Linked DNA regions of Homo sapiens: region 1 is linked to region 2. Evidence: chromatin loops called from intact Hi-C (ENCODE). Cell type or tissue: PC-9. All regions are shown on one strand. Links, peaks and the distances in the headings refer to the core of each region. The heading gives the core; the rest is flanking DNA.

The links. Hi-C counts contacts between places; a loop is a spot of excess contacts. Peaks named below come from ENCODE experiments on the same cell type or tissue, not always from the same donor. Only the 100,000 strongest peaks of a DNase experiment are listed, where the experiment ranks them.
Region 1: a loop joins it to region 2, with 2.6 times the contacts of the local background. A loop is called at or near these places in 3 of 110 quality-filtered maps.

What each region holds. Positions count from the first base shown.
Region 1 is chr5:819,629-824,009 of GRCh38, forward strand. It overlaps ZDHHC11 (zDHHC palmitoyltransferase 11), which reads right to left. Exons shown (of 13, transcript NM_024786.3): 9 at 2,233-2,267. Among named protein-coding and RNA genes, the nearest start is that of ZDHHC11, 29 kb to the right of the region's middle. In PC-9, for the core only: CTCF peaks have their summits at 2,080 (motif pointing left) and 2,279; no DNase peak of the experiment used is centred there; H3K27me3 peaks cover 3,229 bases.
Region 2 is chr5:669,758-674,138 of GRCh38, forward strand. The region is part of intron 2 of TPPP (tubulin polymerization promoting protein); the gene reads right to left. It also overlaps a transcript of CEP72 not described here. Among named protein-coding and RNA genes, the nearest start is that of TPPP, 21 kb to the right of the region's middle. RefSeq lists enhancers at 1,337-1,506, 1,869-2,038, 2,636-2,805, 3,649-4,218, 4,184-4,353 and 1 more. In PC-9, for the core only: CTCF peaks have their summits at 2,003 and 2,214; DNase peaks (open chromatin) are centred at 1,994, 2,644 and 3,204; H3K4me3 peaks cover 1,038 bases.

The DNA.
Region 1 (4,381 bases), core at 310-4,309, 150 kb after region 2:
AAGGAAAGAAACACACCACAGTTTTGTAGGGCGCTCAGGATGGCACTGGAGGCTACAGTGTGTCCTGTAAGCACCACTGCAGTGGGGCCCATGTGTCTCAGAAACTGGAGACCAGCAGCTCCCGGGAGGTTGTGTGAGTGCTCCCGGGTTACTGCACAGTGGGAAACAGAAGGAGCTTCTCGTGTAAAGGACCAGGACTCCTTCCCACTTGGATTCTGTAAAGCAGTACCTCCCTGAAGTCTGCGAGCCCCACCCTAGACCAGTGCCTTAGACAGGTAGTGTCCTCCGTTAGTGTAGCTGGTCTACACTGGGCTACAAGGTGACTGTAATTTTATAAAACAGCACATCATACATGTCACAGGGGTGTCAGGTGGGTCAGGTGACCTTCATTTTTACCTGGAAATCCTTGCCATTCCCTAATTTTCTACAACATATACATGTCGATTTGGCAATCATTACACAACTTTAGTTTTTCCTTTTGTTTTGGTTTTAGAGAGAAAGTTTGTAATTCCGGTTATAGTTACATTTCTATTAATCTTGCCCAAAATGCATCACAGAGAAAGCATTTTTGTATTTTACTTAAAAGACCATAGTTACATGATAGTTTGAAGTGATATTCAAGTGCTTCGGATCTACACAGTAGTTTTGCCAATTACCCTTCTAAGAAAAGCAATTTCATAGAAGACTTAATGGGTCGTTTGAAAGGGAATGAACTTTTCCCAGTAAGCCATACACCTTGACTGCTGAACTAAGCAAAAGTCTGCATGAATTCTCTGCAGTTGTGATCATTACCAACAGGGCCTTGTCCTGATCTAAGAAGCCCTTTGCCCTCTGGCTGTGGAGTAAGGGATGGTGACATTTCCAGGGACACAGGCCCTGTCTCTTCTGCCCAGGAAGCTGTGGGCTGAGCCCCTGCCGGTGTCTGTGAGGGGTGGGGCTGGTGCACACCTGGGGAAGGGGGGCTGCACTCCACTTTCTGGCCATGGTGGAGACTCTGACTTCCAGGACCTTTGCTGCCTCTCTGTGGGGGCTGTGATGTGGTCCCCTCCCAATGGAAAGTGTGTAACTAATGTAACTGGAACTTGAATTTCATGTGTCTAGGAACTGGACAAAGTCATCTGAAAGCTCATATGGAAAAATAAATGTGTAAGAATTGTCAAAAGTAAATGAAAAATGAAAAAATCTTTAGAGGCTTATTTGCCTGCAGGATATTAAAATATAGTAGCTAAATAAGGTTCTGTAATTTAAACAGATGATGCACCTCCAGGACACAGACCCATGAGACAGACACAGACCTGGGCCTGTGTTTAGGGAAACACAGTGAACCAGAAAAGGGGCCTTTCAATTTGATGGGGAAAGGTGCAATATTTAATACATGAGGTGAAAACCAACAGTTACTTCGTTGGGATAAAATAACCTTATCTCTTAACTCCCTGAATACAACAATAAATCCCAACTGGCCTGAAAAATCAAAATGTAAAGGAAGCAAATGGAAATATGAATAACGTCTTTACCCTCCTCCAGCCCCTTGGCTCTCTGCTGCTCCCCCCGGGGCAGGAGAAGAAGGAAGAGGGCCAGGGGTCCCCTGCCCACACTCTCCATGATGACAGAGATGGGAAGGTAGCCAGGCAGCAACAGTGTACGGCGACATTGGAGCGACCTCACGGCGACCTCAATTTCCACTGCGCCTCCTCCCAGAGCCTAAGAAGCTGCAGGCCTGTGGTGCCCAGCACTGAAACAAGGAGATGGCGGCTCAGCCAAGCCATTTAGGATGGAAACTGCAAAGATTCAATATTCAGGACTGCTTCTTTGCTGCTGAAGGGGTGTGAACTACCCTTCTCTTCTCCACTACACAACACAACTGTTTTGGGAAGCATCAAGTGAAAGCGTGCAGGGCTCACGGCAGACAGGAGACAGGGCTGATGTGCAGCTCCCACCAGGACAGAGAACAGCATGTGGACACTCATACTGTGGACTTTTGCTGCAGGAACCACCAAGGAGCGTACCAGGAAAAAAACAAATCACAGAGCCTTTAAAAGAAGCCGCAGGCTGCTGTGATTCCACAGGACAGGTGACAGTTTTGCTGCTCTCTCGAAAGTGCCACCTCCTGGCACTTCAGGATATTTGAAGACATTAAATGGATGACATATTTTCCTAAGTAATTCGAGATGAGACGAGTGTATAACTATGTTACTAATAGATAAAATAATCCCATTAAACTTACAAACTCACCCAAGTGCAGATGGACACGGGTCTTCATCCCCTTCCTGTGGGGAAGTGAAGCAAAATTCATAGAATGAATTGACATTGAACTTATTCTTAAAAAAAATTCAAGTCCATTTCTAGTCAGTTCTGACAGTCACTTCTGAGTAATGGTACATCAAGGTTGCCTGGATCATGGAATAGGATCTCAGTGGTGACACAGCACACTTCCTCCCAATCCTTGTATTATGGGCTGAACTATATCCTCCTCCAAATTCATAGGTTGACATCCTGACACCCAGTACCTCAGAATGTGACTATATGTGGAGACAGGGTCTTGAAAGAGGTAATGGATGTTAGATGAGGCTATTAGAGTGAGCCCTAATCCAGAGTGACTGGTGTCCTTTTATGAAGGGGAGATTATAACAAAGACACAGACAGAGGGAAGACTGTGAGAGGACACAGAGAACAGGTGGCCATCTACAAGGCAAGGAGAGAGGCCTTGGGAGAAACCAACCCTGCAGACACCGTGCTCTGGGACTTCCAGCCTGCAGATATGTGAGAAAATACATTTCTTGTTGCAACACCCCATCCATGGTTCCTGCTTGTGGAAGCTCTAGCAAAGAAAAACACCTGCTATGTGTGCACACACATGTTGTTCTCAGTGCTCTTGGGTAAGAACCTGGGAGTGGGAGTGCTGGCTCATATGATAAGTACATGCTCAGCATCTGAAGCTTTGCCAAACTGCTCGCCAATGTGGCATCATCTTTCATCCCCATGAGCAATGGATGAGACTTCCAGTTCTCCAAACTCTTCACCAACACTTGATATTGATCACCTTTTTTTATTTATATTTTTTAGAGGCAGGGTCTTGCTATGTTGCCCATAGTGGTCTCAAACTCCTGGCCTCAAGGGATCCTCCTGCCTTGTGGGCCACCCAAAGCTCTGGGATTTCAGGTGTGAAGCTTTGTGCCTGGATGGTATCCTTAATCTGCTTTCTTGCAGCTACTCTAATGGGGTGCAGCAGTATCTTATTGTGATTTTAGCTGGTGGTTCCCTGGTGGCAAATGATGTTGAGCACCATTTTGTGGGCTTTATTTCTCATGGATATTGTTGCCTTGGTGAAGAACGTGTTCAATCTTTCACCCATTTAAAAACTGAGCTGTTGTGTATTTTTGAGTTTTCATGGTTCTTTAAATATTCTGGATGAAAGCATATGACTTGTAAATATTTTATTTCAGCCTGTGGCTTATATTTTCATTCTTTTACTGGTGACAATGGAAGAAATAATTTTAAATGCTTAAAGTCAAATGTATCCGTTTTGTGAAATAGTGTTTTTGGTATCTATCAAAGAAGAGTTTGCCTAACACAAGACCCCGGAGATATTCTAGGATTTTTGTAGGAATGTTAAAGTTTCCCCCTCTTACTATGAGGTCTCTGATGGATTGTGCACTGCTTTCTAGGTGGGACTGAGCTGTGTGTGTGTGTTTGGCATGTGGTTATGCAGCTGCTGCACCACACTCATTACAAACCCTTCCATGTCTCCCCATTGCCTCACCTTGGCACCTTCCATTTAAGCCAAACATTAGAAATGTAAAGAAGGGCTTGTTTCTGGAGTTTCCAGTTTGTTCCATTCATCTACTCAGAGCATCTTCTTTGGACAACACTGTCTGCAGCTGTGGGCCCACTCCAAGGGGAGGCGATGGACTGTAGGTCTGTGGAGCTCAGCACAGGGCTGTGCCACGGACGCGGGTGTCAGTGAAGTCACGTGCATTTTCAGATGGAATTCTCCTCCCCGATGTGAACAATGAACGACGGTGTCACTTTCATAGGATTGTCCTGGAGCCCACGGAGACGCGGGCTTGGGATTCAACATGATGCTGAGCGGATCTTCTCTGCTTCAGACCAGGCCTCATGTGGCTTCACTATTCATCCACACATAGAAGCTGCAGAGACACTGAGGGGACTCACAAATGCACCTGTGCAGAAGGTGTCAACGTGGACAAACACAGGCAGAGAAACTCCCATGAGCCCGTGTGCCACATGCAGTGAGGGAACTTTGGTGGCTGAGTCTGGGCCAGGGTGGGCTGGGGGCTCAATCGATTTCCACCGAGTGTGTCTCCAAATCTTTGCTGGAAGTGCAGGCAAGGGGCAAGGCTTGGACACCAGCGTCGCTGTT
Region 2 (4,381 bases), core at 200-4,199:
GTCTCTGCCCCACACGGGCGGGGAGCTCTCCCCAGGAGACCCGGGTGCCCCCCGCCTGGGGCAGTCCTCAGGAGTTCTAGGACAGCGGTGCCTGCCTCTTCCCCAGAGACACTCAGTCTGGCTGCCCGGCTCTCCTGACATAGAGTGGGCCTGTCCTCCAGAGACCAGGGTGCTGGAGGAGCCTCCGAGTGTGGAGCTCGGCATCCTCATTGCCCATGCTCTCCCCAGCCCGGCGCCCTGCCCCAAAGCCGGCCCAGCAGGACGCAGCCGCTGCTCATACACGATGCCCTGCGGGGCCTGGACTTGCTTCCCAGGCTCTGAGTCCCCTGGCCTCTGGGCCTGGTTCAGTCTCTCAGGGACACTGGGACCCGGCCTGGGGCCTCCAGGAGCTGGGCTCAGGCCAGGACAGCCCTCCGAGGACTGAGGCCTGTTCCTCCGGGGCGGACGTCACAGGCCCCGCTGGGCTCGGGACTGTGCATCCAGCACCCTTGTGAATCAGGAATGCCCTCCCATGGTGCCCTCTCTGAGGGGCGGGGGCCGGCGGGCGAGGTGACAGCTACCAGCTCCCCTGGGCTCTCTGGGCCTGCAGCTGCTGTGGCTGGAGTGCCCTGTCCAGAGGCTGCCACAGGTGGGAAGCTGGGGGCTGTGGAGGGGAATCTCTGGGGAAACAGCCTCTCCCTGTACTTAGGCGAGTCTGAGAGAGAGGGGCTGCGGCTCCCCCAGGGCACCAACCTCTGGGATCTTCCATTAGCCCCTGAGACCTGAGGAGGCTGGGAAGGACTCCCTGGCTGCTGGGCCCCACGGGGGGAGGGGGAGCTTCTGGGGAGGTTCCTACCTGGTAGGGACGCGGCCTTAGGGGAGCCCTGTCTGGCATCGCCATCCTGCACGTCGCTCCGAGTTCTCACTGCTCCAGGAGGGTCCAGTGGTCCCGTTCCAGCAGGACCCAGCCTTGGGGTTCCCCATGCCTGTTGGCCGCCCCTGCCTCCCGCAAGCCCCAGCAAGATACAGAGGACCTAGAGCAACGTTTCCCGGGGCCGACAGAGGTCGGTGGCAAGCCCTCCAGGCCCTGCCTATTCTCCCCTCATAAGTGACTCCACCAGCAGCTGAGCACCTGGGGGCAGGTGAGGTGATGTCTGGCCACCTGAGAGGGCTTCTCCCCTCATCTCAGGAAACCGGAGCCCTTCCTGCACCCTACTTGGCTCAGAGGATGGATGGCAACGTCCACTGGGCCACGGCAGCTCAGGCCCCAGGGCGGGCTGAGGGCCAGGGCCCTCCCATTGCTGCACCAGCTCTAACCCCAGGCACACCCACCATGAAGCCCCCACACAGCCGGTCGGGGGGCTGCCTGAGCTCCGGAGGTCTGGCTACCGAAGGCTCCCCCCTGCCTGAGGGGCCGCCTGGGATCAGCGCACTGTCTCCCTCTGGGCGCACACCCTGCGCTTGCTGCTAATTAATTTTGCGTTGCTGCCGGCCTTTTCGTTTTCCTGGGGAGGGGCGGGGGTGGGGCGTGTGTAGTCACCGCCCTGTGGACATCACTAGGAAGAGGTGGCCCTTGGTGGGACGTGGACTTGGGGCCCAGAGGGACCCCGGGCAGATCTGAGGGGCCCGACCTTCTCTAGGGGGCCCCAGGGGCTCGGCTGCCTCCATCCACCCCAGTCTCGGCCTGGGCAGGGCTTTGGTCTGTGCACCTGAAGTCAGTTTCTGGCTGTTTGTTTGGAGATCACCTTCTCAAATGACCTGTGTTGCCTGGTCAGGCTCATGGGGCAAAGTGGACAGCCAAGGCCACGCCCACCACTGGCCAAGCGCAGGAGACGGGTGCCTGTCGCCGCACAGTGCTCTGGGGATTGCTGGTGCTGCCCGGCCTGCAGGGTACAGGAGCCACAGGCCTTGACTGTGAGGCCACAAGCTCCTGAACCCTCAGCCACAGACGTCCATGGCCAAGGGTCCCCCCGCAGGGGCTCCACTCTGCGGAAGCCACGTTCATCCTGCCCTGCCAGGCGTGGCCACTAGAGGCTCCCCAAAGACAGAACTGGCCCCAGGGCTCCAGAGCCGCCGAGTGCAAGCCCGGGACAGGGTGGCACCCACAGCAATGGAGGGACAGGGTTGGGTGTGGGGAGTGCAGCCCACCCTTCCCCCGGGCTGGGTACCACGGGGGAGGGGGAGGGGAGCAATGCAGCCCTGAGGCTCCTGGCCCCTTCCAGGGAAGCTGACACCTGCTTTTCTGGGATGGACAGACAGGAGGACGTCACACACAGTGCTCTGAGGACCTCACTTGCCCTGTGGCGGCTGCCCTCCAAACACACTGTGACCTGGATTCTCTCCAAACCTGGGTCCTGCTCCTGGGAGGTGGTTGGGTTGGCTTCCGTACTGGGAACAGTCCGAAGACTTTAGGACAAAGTGTCCTACCGGCCCTCCACACTTGGGGTGACCACAGACCCCAGTGCCGGCTGGCCGGGGGGGTGTACCAGGCTCAGCAGCCCTCCACGCTCGGGGCAACCGCAGACCCCAGGGAGCCTGGCCCTGCTGTTCTCAGTCTCCCACTGGCCCTGGCTTCCTTCTAACCAGCGTCCAGGTATCAGTCTAACCCCCAAGCCAAGCCACCACCCAGTATCCACCCAGGTGTCTATAGGAAACGTCAGTGCATTTACTTGGGAAAATACACCACACCCAGCACACAAGCGTGGGTCCTGGGGGAGGCCAGGGCTCCCAGCCAGCTGAGACCGCAGCCCAGCCCTCCTTCCTCTGCCTCATCGGCTGGGTGCCCCCACCTGAGCTAGATGGACCCATAGGGGGCCAGTGAGCAAGGCTGGCAGACCCTCGCCCAGAGGCTGGTGGTGTTTGGTGCAGTTGGGGAGGCAGCAGCTGAGCCTGACCCCAGGGGTCCTGAGGCACCCATGGCATGGGCCCCTCCCCAGGCTCGAGGAGGCGCTGGGAGATTCGCTGTCCATGGCTCTACCGGGCCCCACTCCCACCGCCCGTGGTCCGGTCCCGCCTGTGCACGCTATGCCTCCATTAATATTTTAAAGCTGCCACCGCACGCTCTTTGCAGGAGGGAGTCATTGTCTGGGTTAACAGTAGGCTTCAACAAAAACCTGGCGTAAGGCTGCAAGAAATTTGTTTAAGATTTAACACATAGTAACATCAAAACAAACAAGCGCTGCCATGGCAACGAGGACTAAACAAAGGCTCGCAGATACCCCGAGCTGGCGCCACGCCGGTGGAGCCATGGCAACCTGCCCTGAAAACAGAAATCGGTAGACTTTTTCTCCACAAGTCCTGTCAGAGTCAGCAGCTTTCTGCAGTACCGAAGGCCACTTCCTCACGGTCCCCAAGCTCCTGAGGGAGGCAGAGGCTCCCACAAGTGACAGTGGGCACCCCCTCCCCAAAATGCAAAACAAAAGCAACTCCCACAGGCCCGCCGCCACCACCCCTTGCTTTCCCCGGAAATCGAAGGAAAATCTCTAGTGTCCCCAACGCCTCGTGGTGGCCCTGCTCCTCTCTCTTCCTGAGACAAGGGTGTGAGTTTTTAGGCCCCTTGCTGCTGTACACCTGGGAGGTCAGGACCCCGTGCCAGGATCACAGGGACCCCCCGAGGGGAGTCCAAGCTGCAGGAGGGAAGGACAGTTTGAGGGTGGGAGAGAGGAGGAGGTGGGGGCAGCCCTGGGGGGCCAGGGTCACAGGGGTCCATGGCTGCAGGTGAATGGGGAGGGGGGGAGGTCAGAATCCCTTGGCCTCCCCTCAGGCCGGAGTCCCAGTCCTGGCCACCTGAGCTGCTGCCCGCAGGACAATCTCCCACACGGCGCCCACTCACGGTGCCCAGCCTGCCGACCAGGCTGCCCAGGACCGGGTCTCAGCCTCAACCCCTCGCTGGGCTTGGGCCACAGCTGTCTGCTCCCCCAGACCTTGACCCTCATGGTCAGCCAAGGCTGGCACACCCCAAGGCTGGTCCCCGGCCCCACACTGGGGAGGTGAATGTGCTGGAGCAGGGGGCCAAGCTTTAGCCCCCCAAGCGCCTGAGCAGCTCCAGCCCTGCCTCTGGGAACAGGCCCAGACCAGCTGGGGCTCCTCCGGCCTCCTGGGGTGCCAGCACCCCCACAAGCAGGCAGGGCTCCCATCATTCTCCAAATGAGCCACAGCCACCCAGCCCCACCCACCGCAGGGAGAGTTCTGCATGTGTGTGCAGGCGTGTGTGTGCACATGCGGCCATGTGCATGCACACATGCGCCATAGTTTGAAAGCAACTTTCTGCAGAAGGAATCACAGCCGGCACTGCACTTGGTGTGTCCGGGCCAGCGCCAAGGCTGTGCACATGGGGCCGGCCCTGCAGGGCTGACGGCCCCTGGACAGGCTCTTCCTACCTCCCGCCCAGCCCTTCTAGGAG